Linked DNA regions of Homo sapiens: all the other regions are linked to region 1. Evidence: chromatin contacts called from ENCODE Hi-C or POLR2A ChIA-PET data. All regions are on one chromosome and are shown on one strand. Each heading gives the region's core, a stretch centred on a gene start or an enhancer-like site at or near the end of the contact. The rest is flanking DNA. Distances are from core to core; before and after follow the strand shown. Region 1 overlaps EFNA5 (ephrin A5). Region 2 has its middle 310 kb from the start of EFNA5. Region 3 overlaps EFNA5 (ephrin A5).

Evidence for each region. Hi-C counts contacts between places; a loop is a spot of excess contacts on that map. ChIA-PET counts read pairs that join two places held with the same protein, here RNA polymerase II (POLR2A). Pooled maps may share reads with other maps.
Region 2: a map of chondrocyte shows a loop between it and region 1 (2.6-fold over the local background). The contact joins two enhancer-like sites. A Hi-C loop is called at or near these places in 1 of 168 maps with a recorded cell type or tissue (chondrocyte), 2 of 37 single-sample maps with no recorded cell type and 1 of 50 pooled maps. POLR2A ChIA-PET finds 5 or more read pairs at or near these places in 2 of 52 experiments (GM12878 and WTC11).
Region 3: a loop to region 1 is called in a map of PC-9, with 8 times the contacts of the local background. The contact joins two enhancer-like sites. A Hi-C loop is called at or near these places in 6 of 168 maps with a recorded cell type or tissue (Calu3, MCF 10A, PC-3 and 3 more), 3 of 37 single-sample maps with no recorded cell type and 6 of 50 pooled maps. POLR2A ChIA-PET finds 5 or more read pairs at or near these places in 6 of 52 experiments (GM10248, GM12878, MCF 10A and 3 more).

Annotation. Positions count from the first base shown.
Region 1 is chr5:107,424,225-107,427,484 of GRCh38, forward strand. EFNA5 (ephrin A5) reads right to left here. Exons shown (of 5, transcript NM_001962.3): 2 at 2,993-3,260. Among named protein-coding and RNA genes, the nearest start is that of EFNA5, 250 kb to the right of the region's middle. Within about 2 kb of position 1,632, at least 6 of the 41 ENCODE cell types and tissues checked have a DNase peak (open chromatin) inside an H3K27ac peak, as active enhancers do; they include PC-3, PC-9 and endothelial cell of umbilical vein, where a contact is called at or near this core.
Region 2 is chr5:107,364,273-107,367,532 of GRCh38, forward strand. No RefSeq gene overlaps it. Among named protein-coding and RNA genes, the nearest start is that of EFNA5, 310 kb to the right of the region's middle. Within about 2 kb of position 1,644, at least 5 of the 41 ENCODE cell types and tissues checked have a DNase peak (open chromatin) inside an H3K27ac peak, as active enhancers do.
Region 3 is chr5:107,386,733-107,389,992 of GRCh38, forward strand. EFNA5 (ephrin A5) reads right to left here. Exons shown (of 5, transcript NM_001962.3): 3 at 974-1,039; 4 at 503-583. Among named protein-coding and RNA genes, the nearest start is that of EFNA5, 280 kb to the right of the region's middle. Within about 2 kb of position 1,564, at least 9 of the 41 ENCODE cell types and tissues checked have a DNase peak (open chromatin) inside an H3K27ac peak, as active enhancers do; they include PC-3, PC-9 and endothelial cell of umbilical vein, where a contact is called at or near this core.

The DNA.
Region 1 (3,260 bases), core at 382-2,881:
GAGACGGAGTCTCACTCTGTCACCCAGGCTGGAGTGCAGTGGCTCAATCTCGGCTCACTGCAACCTCTGCCACCCTGGTTCAAGTGATTCTCCTGCCTCAGCCTCCCAAGTAGCTGAGATTACAGGCTCCTGCCACCATGCCCAGCTAATTTTTGTATTTTTTTTTTTTTTTTAGTAGCGATGGGGTTTCACTCTCTTGGCCAGGCTGGTCTTGAATTCCTGACCTCATGATCCACCCGCCTCGGCCTCCCAAAGTGCTAGGATTACAGATGTGAGCCACTGTGCACAGCCAGCTTTCTTTTTTCTAGGGAAAGTAAGAAGAGATTTTAAGGCTATGAGGAGCTAAGAGGTACTGCTGTCCTAGCAAGAACATTCTGTAAAATTGACTGGTGGGCAGTGAAGCTTGTTCCTGAGATCAGCAATAGAGCATCTTGTAACGTAGTAAGTGTGAAAATAGCTATTTCCCAATCATCTTGTTCATTCCACACACATTAGGGAAGAGGAAAATTCAACTGAGGGCCAATTCTCCCCTAAGAATCCTTTAGTTTAATTATGACCACAGTACATTAAACGTCTGTAAGACAACCATGTTAGCTCTGCTGCTCCTGACTGCAGTGGTGGAAGAGAAGAAACCCTTTCATTACTAAAAAGACAGGGAAGGATGCCTTTGCGGGTCGAAAACATGGTTGAAAATTCAATTTAACTGAACACCAAGCCACTGTGCTTCTTGTTAATGAACATCTTTTTGCTGCTAATTTTGTGCTATTTTACCTTTCATTAAAAAAAGTAATTCAAGTTAAACTCAGCTGAACAGCAAAAAGCTCTTCATATTTTGAAGCATTTTGGAACAATTACTTTGACGGAAGCCCTTGACAGTTAAATGACTCCGTTAAATGAATGTTATAGAAGTCACATAATGATTTTTAGTGAAATATTGAATTTAACCACAAATGAGGAAAAACCAGTCATAAGCGCTATGGGTATATTTGAATAATAACATCTTGCTTATGAAGCTGAATGAATTCTATAATTTCTAATAATCAGGCAATCAACTAGTTAGTTAGTGGGTATGTTCCTCATCTTGGTGCTCTCTATTCATTTTTGATTTTTGCTTTTGCTGTTGTTTTTTTAATCTGAGAAGCCAGTAAGAAAATTTCAAAACTAGCAAGAATTTTCTCTTACATTGGTATAGTATTTTACAGTGAGACAACTAATGAGTTGCTGTCCCACAAATGAAGTCCTCCTCTTTCCTTTTTCTCATATGCTGAATGAGATTCTTTCACAAAGTAAAAAAGCAATAAAAGTCAAGAACATGCTGCCTGAGAAGTGTGAATTCACTGTATGCCAGTGCTTCCTGCATCTGTGGGACTCAATATTCCTTTTCTTGTTTTATGGATCAAATGTGAGATAGTATCAAGGCTTTTGCATGTTTTCTCATGACTAATGACTGAAATATGTACTGAAATAATAAAACTGGTACTGTTCAATTTCCTTTTTAAATTCAATTCCAATATAAGTGACAGTTATCATTGTGATGGTGAAATCTGACTTATTATAAAATTCTGTTTTCTGGAGAAGGAGAGGAGCTAGAAATCCCTGTAGACTTAAACCGTGTAAGTTGTGAGTGGGTAGGGACATTTGGACTGAAGAAATGAGTCAGAAAAAAGAATGTTCTTGTTTGTCTGGCAAGCTGGGGTGAAAGTCGATGCTAAGCATACTGAGTGGTATAACTTGGATCTCTACCCACTGTGTGTGGTTGCATTTCCTGATTCTTCCAAGCAGGTGAGGCACAACTTTCTCCATGTTCTCACTACTCCCTGAATTTATCTTCATCATCAGCAATTGTCGACTTATACTTTAATTGCCTATTTACATGTCTGCTCCCCAGTGAAAGGTCACTCCCTAAGAACAGGGAATATCTTTTCATCTTGCATCCCCCAGCATTTCTCAGCTCAGATTAAGCTGTCCAATAAATGTATTTTTTAACAAGTAAACTTTTAACCTCTTCAGTTGACAGTGAGAATACATGGGAAAGGCCAGATAGTTTAAATATAAATACTAGTTAAAGTCCAGATACACAACAAGCTGCTTAAAGTAGCTACCACCTATAATCTTGCTACTCAAAGTGTGGTCCACAGTTCAGTAGCAGCAGCAGCATCTGGGAGCTTCATACATCCAGAATTTCAGGCCCTGCCTTAAGACCTCCTGAGTCAGAATGCATTACAAGATCCCCAGATAACACTATGCACGGTGAAGTTTGAGAAGCATTTACCTATAACATATGATAGTAGGAGGTATGAAGAAGTGATGGGTATATAATGGAGAAGAAACAAGGCCAGGCATTCTGATTAATACAGAAGTCTACTGAGAAAGTTTTAGAGCTCTCCCAGGACAGAGTCACTCAATGCTCACAGGTCGGAAACTCGCTCATACCAGTTACCTTGGAACCCCTTCTAGACACTTCTTCACAAGTCTTTCCTGTTTAAAGACAGAGCTACTCTTAATAATTATCTTTTCTCCTTGCTGCAAAGAGAGTATTTATCGTCAACATGCTGACATGTCCAGGAGTTTTGGCTTCCTCCACTGAAAATGTGGAAGATTGAAAGGATATTGCTGACACCTGAATAAGAAATCCAATGACTCCAAGCTATGTAAATTTAATTATTTCCTTTAATTTTTTTTTCAGGAGTCTTTTTTTCTTTTCCTGAGCTTTGGAGAAGTCCTGGCAATTTTCATTTAAAAAAAATACAAGTCAGCAGTGGTTCAGTGAACAGGCTGACACGTAATTTCATAGGGGGAGACGCGCTCTGTCTTTAATCTAATTTGTGCTCTCAATTCCCAGCTAATGTATCTAGGGATCCTGATGTACGCATTTACAAGGAGATATCTGTAATGCAGAGTCCAGCTCTCTGCAATTCTCTGAAACATGGGTAAAAAATTAGTCTGGGTTCTTGCAGCTGCCCTACAACACGATAAATCTCTATATACTCACAGATGTAGAAATATTCTCGGCCTGGCCTGAATTCAAATCCTAGAGAAAAGGGAGTGAAGAGCTGGAATTTTTCAGAGAACTTCAGCGGTCCATTTGGAGAGTGAGGCCGGTTACATTCCCATCTCTTGAACCCTTTGGAAGTGTGGTCGCAGGCACTGTAGCCATCAAAGTTCACCATGTAGAGGACATAGCGCTCAGTCTTATCTTCTGGGACGGAGTCCTCATAGTGAGGGCAGAAAACATCCAGGTAGTCATTGATACAGACATC
Region 2 (3,260 bases), core at 394-2,893, 60 kb before region 1:
GTCCTTTATGGATGAAGAGGTGGAGGAATTTTTATGTAAATAGATGGCCTAGACAGGATTTAAACTCAATGTTTCTCTGATTCCAAAGCCAGTGCTCTCTCAAACCATACCAAGAAGCTAACAGAAACCAGCACTTCATGTAATTTTTAAGAAGACAGCAAGTTCAGATACAACTCAGACACTTCCACAGGGGATTTGGACAATCTGTTTGTCACTCTGAGCCTGTGTTATATGATTTCTGCTGATTCCATCAGGTGCCTTTTTTTCTTTTTTTTTCTTTTTTTTTTTTTTTTTTTTTTTTTTTTGGTAAGCCTTGGCCCATCTCTTAAGAGCTCAAAGAATATGCCTGGGAGCAAAGGAACCACCAGCTCAGTTAGGTTGAAACCAGTTAGCCATTGTAGTACTACTTAGTGCTGTCTTGGTTAATTGATTAACTTCCCCTTTAAAATGTGTGTGTATTTTCTACATAGGTTTTTGGTTCACATTTGTTTTTCCCAGGACCTTAATACTTTCTATGCTATGATGGTCACCATTAGAAAGTAATTGCATGCCTGATGATGGAAATAATCAACAAAGATGACCACTGATGTGTCTCTACATGTCATGATTGCCTTAGGGTTTCAATTCCTGTATTTTTTTCCCCTCTCATCCCATGCATCCCTTCCCATGCTTCCTTTGTGAATTAAGATAAAAGGAACAAGAAACCAGGAAGTCTTCCTTCCACCTGACTTCTGACTACACATAACCACACAAACAGCCTATTTTGATCAGTTTCCTCCAGTCTCCATCATAGGTGTTTGATCTATAGTTTAGATACCAAGTCCTCGATAGTAGAACTCATGTATAGCTAAGCGCTACACATAGCTCTTGATGCAATGCAAGGACTTCCAACTGACCAAGTGTAACCATGACACACTGGTCAGAAGCAAGTCAGACTCAGGTTCCAGCTCCTAGTCCTAACATTGTGATGATGTGGCTATTACTGGACATGTGCATAAACATATTGTTGGAGGTGCTGGGAATATTGGAATTAGAATGTACCTACATGACCTCAGCTTTGGGTGGTATTAAAGCTTTTTGCTTTTTGTGATAAACAATAGGAGGCTGCTTATTTCCTCTAAGAGACTTTTTTGAGGTTTTTCTGACAGTAAGGTGGCACGGGCAGGGAACTTCCTTCCAAAGCCACTTCTCAGCCTCTGTTCTATGAGTTTTCTTCCTCTTCATTCCTGTCTTCTGCCTCCGTTCCTTCTGGCTGTCCCTCCTCTAGCTCTGCTTCTAATTGCCTGAGGAGGCACTGCAGGGTCTATCCTGTGGGAATCCAGTTTGCAATGACTCTTTTGGTCTATGAAACACCTATTATCGGTTCCTCAGATTTGAATACCTAGACAGATGTATGTGCTCCCTTAAGGGACAAGTACTGTGGCATGCGGAGTGTGGTACACCAAGCCTAATCTTCTGTTCTGTGGATGTTGGTGCTCAGTTGCTAGTCTTGGTTGACTGGACAATTCCCACGTAGCTTTTGCTTAATGTCTGAATCATTGGAAGGAGAAGGACTTTGGTCTGTCTTTCTCCTTTTGTAACTTCCTCTTTTTGCACTTTATGTGAGATTACGAGTGAGTGTGATTTCAGATGAGAAACACTTAACAGTGAGTCAGGGAGATGAAATTTCACTGAGATGCGGAACACAGGAAGAGAAAATGTGTGAAAAATCACGTTGACGGGGTTGTCTTGGTAGCTAGTAAAGCAGAGAAAGGAAATTCCCGCACAGCAGGCTTTAATAAAATTGGCAGGCAGGAATGTCACACTGTGTGAGAATATTGGTGAGGAATCTAGGGATGGAGAGCAAGTAAAGGAATCATAAGGGCCTTCTTATATTGGACATTCTTTCTCTGCACCTAATTTACTCTAAACGAGTTTGCAGATGAGAATTGTTTTCCCATGAATTTGCATCAGTAGATTTAAGAGCATGGATGCGCACACCCCAACACAAGGTGTCAACCAAATATTAGGCAATGTTATGGCTTATTAACGATTTTCAATCCAAGGATAGTTAATGAAGAGTGGACATTTATGTCTGTGTATAAAAAGCAGTATATGGAAACTCAAATTCCCAGTGGAAATAAAACAAGACATCGTCATTATTTAACAAAAGAATTCACCGTGTAATTCTATATAAGACAAACGCACTCACACATTCTTTAAGGACTTTAAAAATATCCTTTGATTTCCATGCAACTTTTCTGGACTTTTTATATCTACCACATAAAGCAAGCCTGTTACCGAGATAAATGTGGAAGTTCTATGTCCTTATTGCCTGGGTCACTTTACCAATGATCCACCACTTACTTATTCGTTTTATTAAATATATTCTGTCTTAAATCTATTGATGCAAATTCATGGGAAAACACTTCTTATCTGGAAACTCATTTAGAGTAAATTCGGTGCAGAGAAAGCATGCCCAGCATCAGAAGGCCCTTATGATCCCTTTACTTACTCTCCATCGCTAGATTCCTCACCAATATTCTCACACAGTCCGATATCCCTGCCTGCCAATTTCATTAAAACCTGCTGTGCAGGAAACCTACCAGTGTGTAAGATTCTTGAGAATAGACCATTGTCTGTTTTGTTCATGTACGTATCACAAATGTTTAGAACACTTGTGGCACATAGTAGGTGCTTCATAAATATTTACTGAATAAATGAATGAATGATCTTGGGAGGTCAGGGAATGTTCGCCTCACTTGATGAGTAAACCACCCAAGCCAAAGGCGGCAGCTAACCCAGAACTCCTCCACTTAACCCCCTTTATGTCAATGGCTCTCTTTGGAGTCACTGCCAGGTTTTGTGTGTAAGGAGGCATAATGCTCCCAGGGCAGGCTGCTGGGGACCAAGCCCTGGGACACACAGAGCATCCTGAAATGCCAGAGACCGGCAGAGTCACACTGGGAATTACTTGTCTTCAATACATAAAATATTGGTGGGGATGGCAACTTTAACATTTGCCTTTTAGAAAATTCTGTTGAAGGCCCTCCCCAAGTTGAAGTTGGTGGCCTGGGAGATAGTCATCAGCTTCCAGAGAGAGGACCCAGCAACTTTTTCCTCCACCAAGTGTTTTTTAATTAGTAGTTGGCTCAGAAAAGGCAAAGCAGCTACTTCTGCTGGAGATCCAAGGCTGAAATAAATACTGCTGTTAGAAGTGGAAGGTCACTTTACAATGGTGTTGTCTATCACTCTGAGCTTCCTGCACCTCCAGGGGAGGC
Region 3 (3,260 bases), core at 314-2,813, 38 kb before region 1:
TCCTTAGGTCAGTTCAATGATGCATGTAAATTTCTAGAGAAAACTAAGTATGTTGAATTAGTTTCTATTTTGTGCAATAGTCTTATTACTTTTATCTACAGATTTGGACATAAAAAATAAAATTTTATGAACATATACATAGAAATGTTTTGTGTCTTACATGAAAACAGATCCTTTAATATTCACAGTGATTCACCAGCATGCTCTGAGGATATGGTAAAAGGCAGTGAGATTTTAGCATTCCGATGGGGCTTCTATATTAGGATACTGCATTAGCTCAAACCCATTCCAAAAAAGAAAATTTTATTTTACCTAACATGCATTGCACAAAGATACTGGAGGAATGAGGTAGAATATAAGTCATATTAGCATCGCTAGCAATGAGCAAAAGCAGAACAACAACTATAACATGCAAACATGCAGAGAAGAAGAAAGGAAAAAAATACGGAAGCACCAGAGAAATAGATGCATTTGTTAAAAGAGATTCTCTAAGCATACTAACCTGCTGGTTCTAATGAATTTTCTACTTTGTCGTTAACATCGAAAACACGATCATGAACACCTATAGTTTTCATACAGCTATCTATAACAAAAATAGAGATAACAGCCAAATATGTTAGTGAAGACACCCTTAAACTCCCATTTCTTTCTTTTTTCTTTCTCTCCTTTTTTTCTTTTTTTATGTAGATTGTCTTACAATCAATGGCATGTTCCAAATGCCAATATTGTTCCCATTTGCTCTGCATGTACAACAGTCTAAGAAACAACAAGTTAGCAACTGCTGTGTACTTAAGTAAAAGCATCATGAAGAATGAGAAAAAATATGATGAAAACTAAAATATGAATGTTGATATACAAAACAGATACCACACAAGATTTAACAGTAAAAAAAAGTTTTACCGCCGTGAACCAGACCACACAATAAAGCATGCGCGGTGAAGCCACCCTCTGAAGCTCATTCTAGTGAACTTACTTGTTGGTCTCACAAAGACTTTGAGCTTTAGACAGGACCTTCTTCCATTATCTGGGATTGCAGAGGCTGTGGGTAACACAGAGAGAGAGCAGGAAAGAAAGAAGAGAACAACAACATATTACTCTTCATTTTCACATACAAATGATGAACAATAAATTCTTTCCTGACTTGAACAACAGGAACTTTCTCTAATTCCTCCTCCAAATTAAAACAAACAGTACTTTTCAGGTCTCACTGCTATAGAAAGGCTACTTTCATATCCTGAGTTTCTCTTTTCAATACAATAAAAGAATCATGCAAGAATGTGAGTAATCTGTGAAGAAATACTTTGGATTTTTATTTCAAAGTCTCTTCCATTTAACTTGATCTGTTATCAATTTTCTCTAAATCGAGAGGATAATGTGTGAGCCCTCCAGCTTTCACAGAGCCGCTCCTCCTCTGCTGCAGGAAAAGGGGCCCAACAGAGGCCCAAGGTGAAAGTGCCGGCAAAAACCAATAACAGAGAGTTACAAGGCAGACTTAAACGTGACCTATTTCTGCTGGGGAAAGCAGAGCTTTGTCTGTACTGAAAGCTTGTCTGTCAGTGCTTTTGCAGGTAATTCAATTAGAGGTTTTACTCAGAACTTGGCTCTGCATTCTATATGACTAACCCAAGCCCGGTAACTTCCATCATGCTATTATAAGTACAATATGCTATTGAGAAAGTACTATGTTGCAACGGTACATGTATTTTTTTTTTCAATTTGCCACAGAGAAGGATGGAATTAATAAAGTGGGCTTACCAAAACATGACAGCATGTTTCAAGTTATAAATCACTTGAGGAAGAAACTTTCTTCTCCTTTTCAAGATAATAAGACTGTAAACTTTCCCTATGGTTGAAAGATTATCTCCCCTGTGTACACACAGCAAAATGTCAAAGGAATTTCCAAGGGCAGTAAGGCCCTTAACAACCACATGTATTTACTAATGCATCCTAGAAATGACAAAAATTACAGAAACGAGCGTCGCATACTTTCCTCCCTATGTGTTTGCTTCAAGTGGTTTCTTTGTTCAGAAAAAGCAGATGACATCAATCAAATCACACATGGCTTACAATTAGTTTGGCAATACCCAAAGTGACAAAGAGGGATCGGCATTTGGTGTGTCTTCTCTCTCCTTTATTTTTATTTTTAAATTATTCCTCATGGGGAGCTGAGAACACAAAAATGCTTCTTTTGCAGGTGAGAGGATTCAATATACAAACTTCCAAACAAATTTTACACAGTCTCCTTATGTAATTCTAGATCCAAGTAACCCTCCTGGAGGAGAACTTCTAAATTCACCAACTAAATAATGTCAAGTAGTATAGGGTCCCCAGTGTCCCTATTCAACACCTGTTGAAAACTACTTTAATTTTAAAACAAAAGTGTAGAGAAAAAGTGTTTTTGGTCCTCCCTATCTCCCCTGGTTGCTCTGACAAGCAGTTAAGAAGTGCTAACAGCTGGCTTTGCTGTAGGCTTTCATTAAATCATAGCCAGAAAAACTCCCTCTACTGACATTTACAGTAACTAGTGTGTTATTTAGGGCACAATATTTGCACTCTGCGGTTTGATCCAGGAAATGGTGTCCTTCCTGTGGACCTCAACTGCAAATGTGCATGTCACAAATACAGTACACATAGGTGACTCCAATTCATTAGGAAAACCACGGGTTCCTGAGGGAGTATATGTCTTATTCATGAGAGTTAGTGTGAAAAAAGTGACACATGGATGTTCACACTGCTGTTCAATGAATTTCTGAGCTGAGATGAACTCACTTCAAGCCTTGTGAACTTGATTTGCTACATGCACATAACTGACTTTACAGATGATACTGCTAGATAAACAGGCTGAAGACAGAATCAAATGCTTAATTGGTTTAGCGAGGAGCTTCTTGGATTTAGTACAGGTCTTTCAGATTTTTCTTTAGGAGAAATAAATCCAGGACATGAAAATTATTGTAGGGCACATGGCAATAACTAAACAGCAAACGATACGCCTCCAGGAAAAAACTGGAGAGTTCTCTCCATGAGCTCTCAAGGAGGGACACAGTCTTAGCTACTGGATGTGCTCCATACTTCTGTGAATTAAAAATATGAAATACATTTGTATTTAAATGACACATAAAATAAAAACCTCTCTTCCCTAACAACCTGCCCCACTACTTCCTCATTTTCTGTCACCAGGAAATGTGACTGATGCCTTGTGATACTGTGACTATTATACTCTAATCCTTAGAAAAATTTGTGAACAAAGAATATTAGCACAC